Regions from separate parts of the Homo sapiens genome. Here region 1 is linked to region 2. Evidence: chromatin contacts called from ENCODE Hi-C data. All regions are on one chromosome and are shown on one strand. Each heading gives the region's core, a stretch centred on a gene start or an enhancer-like site at or near the end of the contact. The rest is flanking DNA. Distances are from core to core; before and after follow the strand shown. Region 1 holds the start of MAEA (macrophage erythroblast attacher, E3 ubiquitin ligase). Region 2 holds the start of ZNF141 (zinc finger protein 141).

Region 1 (3,797 bases), core at 973-3,472, 950 kb after region 2:
CTCCCAGGTTCAAGTGATTCTCCTGCCTCAGCCTCCCAAGTACCTGGGACTACAGGTGAGTGCCACCACATCCAGCTAATTTTTGTATTTTTAGTAGAGACAGGGTTTTACCATGTTGGCCAGGATAGTCTTGATCTCTGACCTCGTGATCCGCCCGCCTCGGCCTCCCAAAGTGCTGGGATTACAGGCGTGAGCCACAGCACCCGGCCAAGTCTAGCAGCTTTTTAAGATCTAGATATGAAACATTTGCCATCTATTGCTTCTAATGGTGGCCACCTATGAGGCTTCATCTATGTAATAAGAACGTTGGTCTCCACAACCCCTTTTAACCCAGATGCTCCTTTCTCTCGATTCCAGATCTTTAGATAAGCACTCTTTCAACCAAATGCCAATCAGAAAATCTTTGAATCCACCTGTGAGCTGGAAGCCCCGCTGTGCTTTGTGTTGTCCTGCCTTTTCGGACCAATGTAAATCTCACATGTACTGATTGATGCCTACATCTCCTTAAAACGTATAAAATCAAGCTGTAACCCAACCACCTTGGGCATGTGTTCTGAGGACCTCTTGAGGCTGTGTCACTGGTCATGATCCTTAACCTTGGCAACATAAACTTCTAAACTGATTGAGATCTGTCTCAGACACTTTTTGGTTTACAAAAGGACTAATTCAAATACAGTTTTATCTTCCAACATAAGAAAACCTAGAATGAATGACTCAAAGGTTGTAGAGGGTTAAACAACCTCTCCAACGTGCAAACCTCTGCCTTATAATTCCTAAGTATTTCTGACTGTAGATGGTACTAGGATAGGATCATTTTACCATGGAAATGAAACCCGTGTCCTTTCCTTTGGGTTAATCTTGAATCCCTGGTGAAGTGAAGGCAGTCTCTAAGAGGAGTGCAGTCCATCCAACTGCTGCAGTGCTCCTGTGTACTACTGGGACCATCCCGGAGAGTGGCAGACACGATGCGAACCGTGAAAGGACGCAAAGAGTACAGAGTGCATGCTTCCATCTCTATAGGAAGGTCAGGAACGCTGTTACGGGGAGCAGGGTTAGAATGATGGGGATATAGCCCGGGAAGGGGCAGAGGAGCTTTCTGTGCCACGGGAAATGTCCTAAATCTCAACCAGGACACGGTTAGATAAAAGTGCAAATATGGGTGAAAATTCATTAAAGCTGTATAGTTAAGATTTGTGCACCTCACTGTAAAACTTACTTCAAATGTCTAAAAGACTGGAGTCTGCAGCCACACACTTGAGGAATAACACTTTCCTTAGTCCCAACTCCTGTTTAAGTAAGACAGAGAAAGATTCCACAGTGCGGGTCGGATGTCTTGCGGCTGTAACATGTAGCAGCCTCCAAGCGGAGGTTCTCCCTTCATCGCTGTGTCACCTTAGATGTTTTTCCTTTGTTTAAACACCAAATATTTTAAAAGTTGTTTAGAAATGTGTTATGTGAAACACAAGGTGGTTTAATTGGGACGTCATTTCCTAATTAATAAAATCTAATTTCAGTTTTATTTTGGAAAGGAGGGAGACGGGTGGTGTTTGAAAGGCTGAGAATGTGAAGTGGCTGAAATGAAGGCAGCGCACGACCTGGATGCCAGCGCTGCCCGCCCTGCAAGGAGAGGGCGGAGAGGCCACACGCTTCTCATGCTTCGGGAGTTTCTGTCCATAAATCAGTTTTAGGTACTGGGCCTTTCCTCTTCCGTTGGGAAGTCGGAGGTTCCACATCAGGATTCCAGCAGCTGTAAATCGGTCAAAATAAGGCCAAAGAAAAATAGCTGGCTACAGGCGCATGCGGCCAGGCGTTTTGTTGGCGTTGCCCTTGGTACCGCAGGCACGAGGGACCCACAGGGGACCACCCCGCGGGAGCCCCAAGTAACTGGACGGACGCCAAGTCCCCCAGCCCGCTCGGCCCCAGCTCCACCCGCCCGGGCCGCAGCCCGCACCCCATCGGCCCGCCCCGGGCCAGGAGCATCCCCAGCTCCGGCGTCTGCGGCCTGAACCCGGTAGCGAATTCAAGGTGGAAACCGCCAGCCGGGGCTATCGTTGATTGGCTGAACGAGAGGAAACCCGGCAGTGATTGGTTCGCGCCTTCTTCCGCCTCCGGCCGACTGGGCGGATACGATTGGTGCAGGGGCATCGGCCCGCCCCCATCCTGCTCCGGCCGGCGCGTGGCGTCATTTCCCGGCGTGCAGCGCGCTCGCGCGTCCCCCGCCCGCTAATGTTTTGGCCGCTTCAAGATGGCGGTGCAGGAGTCGGCGGCTCAGTTGTCCATGACCCTGAAGGTCCAGGAGTACCCGACCCTCAAGGTGGGCGCCTGCGCCGCGCAGGCTGAGGGCAGCGAAGGCGTCTCCAGCCAGTGCCCTCGGGCCGCGAGGGGCCGCCCCGGGAGGGCCAGCGGCGAGGGCGGCGGGAGCTGGGCGCGGCCTCGCGGGGCCGTGCGGGCTTCTCAGGGGCGCCCGGTCCGCGCCGGGCAGGTGTGGCGGGGGCGGCGGCTTTGGCCCTGCCAGGCGCCCGACTGTGGCCCCTCTGCTTGAAGAGCTGCGTGAGCCGAGCCAGCGACGACTCTGGCAGCGCTAAGGGTGGCGAATTTGGGGCTGGGGTGGAAGCCGGAGTTTGCGGGGCGTGGGGTCTCTGGCGCCCAGGCAGACGGAGTGCGCGGCGTGCCCAGCCAGTGCCCGGCCGCCCTCCCGGGAGCCCAGGGCTGGGAGGTGCCGGCTGCGCCGGTCGCTAGTTAGGAACTGTAGGGAGAAACCTCACGGCCTGATGGCACCCAGCGACCTTTTTGATGGGCGTCACCAAACCTGAAATACAGCTCTTGCCGTCCGGCTGCCGGTTGCGTGACCTTGGGTGGTCACCTAGCCACGTCGCACTTCTTAGAATGAAATTTGTGCTCCTAGTAGAAGGAGCCGATACTTGTTCTTTACCTAGTTAGTAGAGGATTTGATATGAAGCACCTGGGAAGGAATTCCTTAAAAGATCAAGGTCATAGCTTTCCTAGAGCTGCGGCTGAGCTTCGTGGTTCTGTGTTGCCTTCCTGGAGAGCTGCGTAGTTTCTCTCTCCTCCCAGAGCGCCCTGGTGTTCACGTCCGTCTGAGGACGGACGGTGTGGCGACAGGTGTGGAGGATGCAGTATGGCCAGGTTGCTGTGCGTTCCCCCAGCCCCAGGGCAGTTCAGCGAAGGGCTGAAGAGCACAGGCTGTGAGCCATCCTGCTGGGGTGTGAATCAGGCTTCTCTGTATTCGTCCTTACTGGGAGACATCAGGGCCCGGTTGGTGACTGTTTATTCTTGTCAGGTTTAAGCAGTGGTAGCGCCTGTGTCACCTCAGGGTGAAATGAGTGACCACGTATTGTTTCAAACAGTGCCTAGCATTCATTAAAAGGTCCCTGCTACAGTTAGCGCTGCTGAAGTCAGGCTGTACCCTGCTGTAGCTGGTCTTCATAGGAAAGCAGAAGCAAGCTTCTCCTCCTCTTTATTAACTAGCGGTTTATTTCATATTTTTAAAAAGAAACGGGGTTTCACTGTTGCCTAGGGTGGTTTTGGATTCCAGGACTTAAGCGATCCTCCTGCCTTTTGACCTCCCAAAGCGCTGGGCTGACAGGTGTGAGCCACGCGCCCGCCACACTAATGGTTTCGCAGTGGGGTTTCATGGTGCTTGTGTGTCCAGCACTTCTTTTGATCAAGGAAGGGAGGGCAATGTTGCTGACGTTACCAAAGGTCTAGCCTCTTGCTAGATCCCTCCAAGATGTAGGTGGTTGGTTTTTAATACTCAGTGACATTGGTGGATCTCT
Region 2 (3,762 bases), core at 69-2,568:
CCACCCGCGACGCCAGCTGCCCGCGCCCGGAGCGGATGGGCCTGGCCCGGCTCCACCCCGCGGGGCTCCGCGGCTCAACGGGTCGCCCAGGGGCGCGGGCCCGGCTTCGTCCTCGACGGTGTCCGCCCCGGCCCTGGCTAGGCCGACGGCAGCCGGGTCCGGGTGGGGCTCGGGCTCGGGGCGCGCCCCTCCCATCTCTCCAGGGTCCGCGTCCTCGCTGCCGCCAGGTCCCGCCGAGATCCCCGGTGGCCCCGGCTCCAGCGGCTGCAGCGTCGCCATCGCCGGGCAGACCCCGGCCGACCTCAAAGCGACCGCGCGGTGGGGCCGGCGGGGACTGGGGCTGCGCAGCGCGGCCTGGGGTGGGGGCGGCGGGGCCCCCAGGAGCTCCTGGGAACCGAGGGTCCTGGGGCGGTCCCGCCCCGCACAGCTCCGGGTGAGCTTGGGGAGGGAGACACACTCTCAGCCCACCTCGCCCCGCCCGACAGCGCTCCGAGTCCTGAGTCCCCTCACCCCCATTCTACAGACACGAAGGTGAAGCCAAAGACGGGACGCTCACTTCCTGAGAATTTGCTGCCTGCTGCGTGGACACCACCGACCTATTGTTTACAGCGGTCAGGGACCCGCCCCCCAGACCCCCAGGACCGCGCTTCCGGGGGAGGAGGGTGTCCTCAGCAACGGTGACCCGCACCAAAGCCCTCCTCACCGGGGTCACCGCCACAGCCGGTGCGAGGCCCGCAGGGCGCTGGGGATGCGCGACCGACTCCCGTGAACCTGCTCCTCGCGCGTCAGGGAGAGCTGTGCACCCAACTAGGCTCTGTGAGGACGGACTGAGGTCGGCCTGCAGGCTGCGGCCCCGAAGGCAGGATTTGTGGAGAGATGATTCGCGAGCCTTGGAGGAAGGATGGGCTGTGCGTGCGTGGGTGCGTGCGTGTGTGTGTGTGTGTGTCTGTGACTTTTGTATGTTTATGTGAGACTGCGTACGTGCGCGCGTCTGTGTGTGCGCGCGCGCGTATATGTCTGTGTGTGTGCGTGCGTGTATAATTTCTAAATGGACGTCACCTTACACATCACAAGGTTAAAAAATGACCCCTGGGCTGTGCCAGGCCAAGCACGAAGAGAAAGCCCCGCCTGAAACTGCCTGGAGGCCCCCCGGCTGTCACTCTCGCCACATTCCGTGGAGTATGTGGTTGCAACTTCTGTCACTCAAGGTCTGATGGCGGGGAGATTGGAGCCGTATCCAATCAGCGCACTGGAGTGAAAACTGCCCAATCAGGCACGCAGCCAGAGAGGAGGCGGTGGCTTCCGGGATGTGGCGCGGGTCTTTGCGTCTGGCTACTACCAGACCGCGGGTTAGGGGCTTCATCTCTCTGCGTTCTCAGTTGTGGGAGGCCTTGGTGATTCGGCCACAGCTCAGCCTCCGTCGCTCTGTGACCTGCGGGTATTGGATGATTGGTAGCTAAGACTCCCGAATACTTCAGAAGTGGGGAAATGGTGAGTGTGCGGGGCAGGGCGTCCCAAGGCTGAGGAGGTCTCATCGGAGCTGGCGGGAAATGGCGGCGGGACCGAGTCTGCGAACGGAGTCCCCGCTGCCGCCGCTCAGCCCTGGGGCCTCAGTACCCTCCGGTGAGGGACCTGGGCTCCTGTCGGTCCCCGCACAGCGGCTCTGGCCCAGCCTGCAGCCCTCCTTGTGCAGCTCTGCGCCCGCAGCCCCGCACCTTCCCCAGGCTGTGGGGTGAGGAGTAGCTTATCTGGAAGCCGCCCGCGCGGCGTGCGCGATGCCGGCGTGGGAGGAGCTGTGGGAGAAGCTGTGGTCTGGGGATCCCGTCCCTGCTTTACCCTGTTCGGAATGAGATCGAGGCCCCATCAAAACAGAGTTCATGTGAGCAAATGGGGACTCATTAATGGGACAGCGCCGGCCGTGGCTCGTGGTTTGGGGGCTGCCAGCGGGTCTTGAAGGAAAAGCTTTTGTGAGGTGTGTGAGGAAGCGAAGCAAATCACCCGCCCGCTCCAACTTGCCCACCAGTCTCCTTGCCCTGTGCGCCTCCTCCGCGTGGCTGTTCCTGAGTGGCATCTTTTAGAATACGCTAGTGTGGGCGCGCACAGCGCTTCGCTGAGTTCTGTGAGTAGTTCTGTCATATTATTGAACTTGAGGAGGGTGTGGGCCCCTGGTTTGTAGACAGGTGTTCAGAAATGAAGACGGGTGTCCAGAGGCAGGGACTGGCGTCTGCAGGGGGGCAGCTGCGGGAAGAGCGCTGAGCTTGTGGGGTCTGTGCTGACTCCGGGTGGTGTCGTTAGTGAGTTGTTGGACAGCCCGTTGGGGTCGGAGCATTGACTGGTGTTGAGCAAACTCCTCACGTTTCCTGTCAGAAGAAAGACATGGCTGAGCCTGGGCTGGAGGGAGTCGCAGGTGTCCGCGGGAGACCAGCCGGGTTCTGCACATGCACTGTCCTGCTGCGCACTGTTCTGTTCCTCCAGGTCTCCTCCCGGGGAGAGAGGGCGCTGAGAACTTGGAGGAAAGGAGTTCTGAGAAACATCCCTTCCCTGCACCCTGCTGCCAGCCCCCACCCAATGCTAACCCACTCCTGAGCCCGCCCATTGGGCATTCGCACGGCCACACTTGTCCCAGGACAGGGTTCTACCCTCAGGAATTGTGCCCATGGCAGCTTTGCTCCTAGGTTTTTCTCCCAAGAACACACACAGTGCCCAGAAGACTCCTGGTTCATTTTAACCCCAGATCTGTAGCAGGAATCTGTTTTCTTCACCCACCCAGGCTTTTGGACCACCTGATCCTAATCTCCTCTGCCTTTATGGGCTCAGGAATCAGTTAGAGCTTAGCCCTGCCTGGGCCTGAACTTGTAGCACAAACCAGTCCTTTCGTCAATCCTGCCTTGCCCCCACTCAAGGCTCTTGATAGCACCTTTCTTCTGCTCTTTTCTTCCCCACAAATCCTCTTTCCTGTGCACACAGTTTGCTCAAGTGCATCCCTCATGTGCTACAAGAATTCAACGTTAGTGAGTTCAAGACCATGCCTTTAGACCTGCCTGTTGTAGGACCAAATACAAATCAGAAGAGGCTTAATGCTTTCTCTTTAGAATGAGGAAAGAATTTTTACTCTTCTCCCTTAAAGCATTTAGTTTGAAAACTTTTATATTTAAATATTTTCTCTGCTTCTTTGAAATATATATAACTCATTTTAATCTGTTAACTAGGTGATTTGTCTTTTTTGACTCAAAATTGTCTTTAGGACATGGAAACTATTGCTTTGAAATGTGCATAGCAAGAATATATAACCTATTCCGCAATTTCTGTAGCAGAGTAGGAGGCTGCCTTCAGCAGGTACCTGCCTTCACATATCAAATCTACCTCCTGTCCTGAAGCTGTGGGAAGTTTATTTTCCCTTTGAATATTACCAATTAGGAAACCCGGATGACCTCCCAAATTACTAGGTGAAAGTGTAATAAACTATGTATGATACATGGTACTGTCAAGTCTTCTACTTGAGAGCTAATTATGGTGACTTTCTTTGTTTTGGCAGTCTCTTAGTAGACTGCCTGTAATGCACACCACATTTTGTTTAATTCTCTAACAACACATTTTCTTGCTGTTCTATTATTTTGGACAGTATTTTAGGATTGTAGATGATTTTGCTGTTATATTTTCCACACGCTGTCAAGAATTACTAGATGTTATACACAAAGTGCCCACCAGGCTTCGTTTTAGAGAAGAACCTTCTTTCTCAGGATTCCAGTCACAACCCACAGT

Evidence for each region. A loop is a pair of places that touch in the nucleus more often than their neighbours do. Pooled maps may share reads with other maps.
Region 1: a pooled map shows a loop between it and region 2 (14-fold over the local background). The contact joins the promoter of MAEA here to the promoter of ZNF141 in region 2. A Hi-C loop is called at or near these places in 2 of 37 single-sample maps with no recorded cell type and 6 of 50 pooled maps.

The regions. Positions count from the first base shown.
Region 1 is chr4:1,287,669-1,291,465 of GRCh38, forward strand. MAEA (macrophage erythroblast attacher, E3 ubiquitin ligase) reads left to right here and starts at 2,223. Exons shown (of 9, transcript NM_001017405.3): 1 at 2,223-2,314. The coding sequence starts at 2,246. It overlaps LOC105374347 (a long non-coding RNA gene), which reads right to left and starts at 1,903. Exons shown (of 3, transcript XR_925046.3): 1 at 1,217-1,903. It overlaps LOC105374346 (a long non-coding RNA gene), which reads left to right. Exons shown (of 2, transcript XR_925043.3): 1 at 1-55; 2 at 358-626. RefSeq lists silencers at 1,744-2,153, 2,254-2,533, 3,622-3,797.
Region 2 is chr4:336,496-340,257 of GRCh38, forward strand. It overlaps ZNF141 (zinc finger protein 141), which reads left to right and starts at 1,319. Exons shown (of 4, transcript NM_003441.4): 1 at 1,319-1,491. The coding sequence starts at 1,489. RefSeq lists silencers at 29-88, 319-428 and enhancers at 443-958, 1,064-2,024, 1,069-1,168.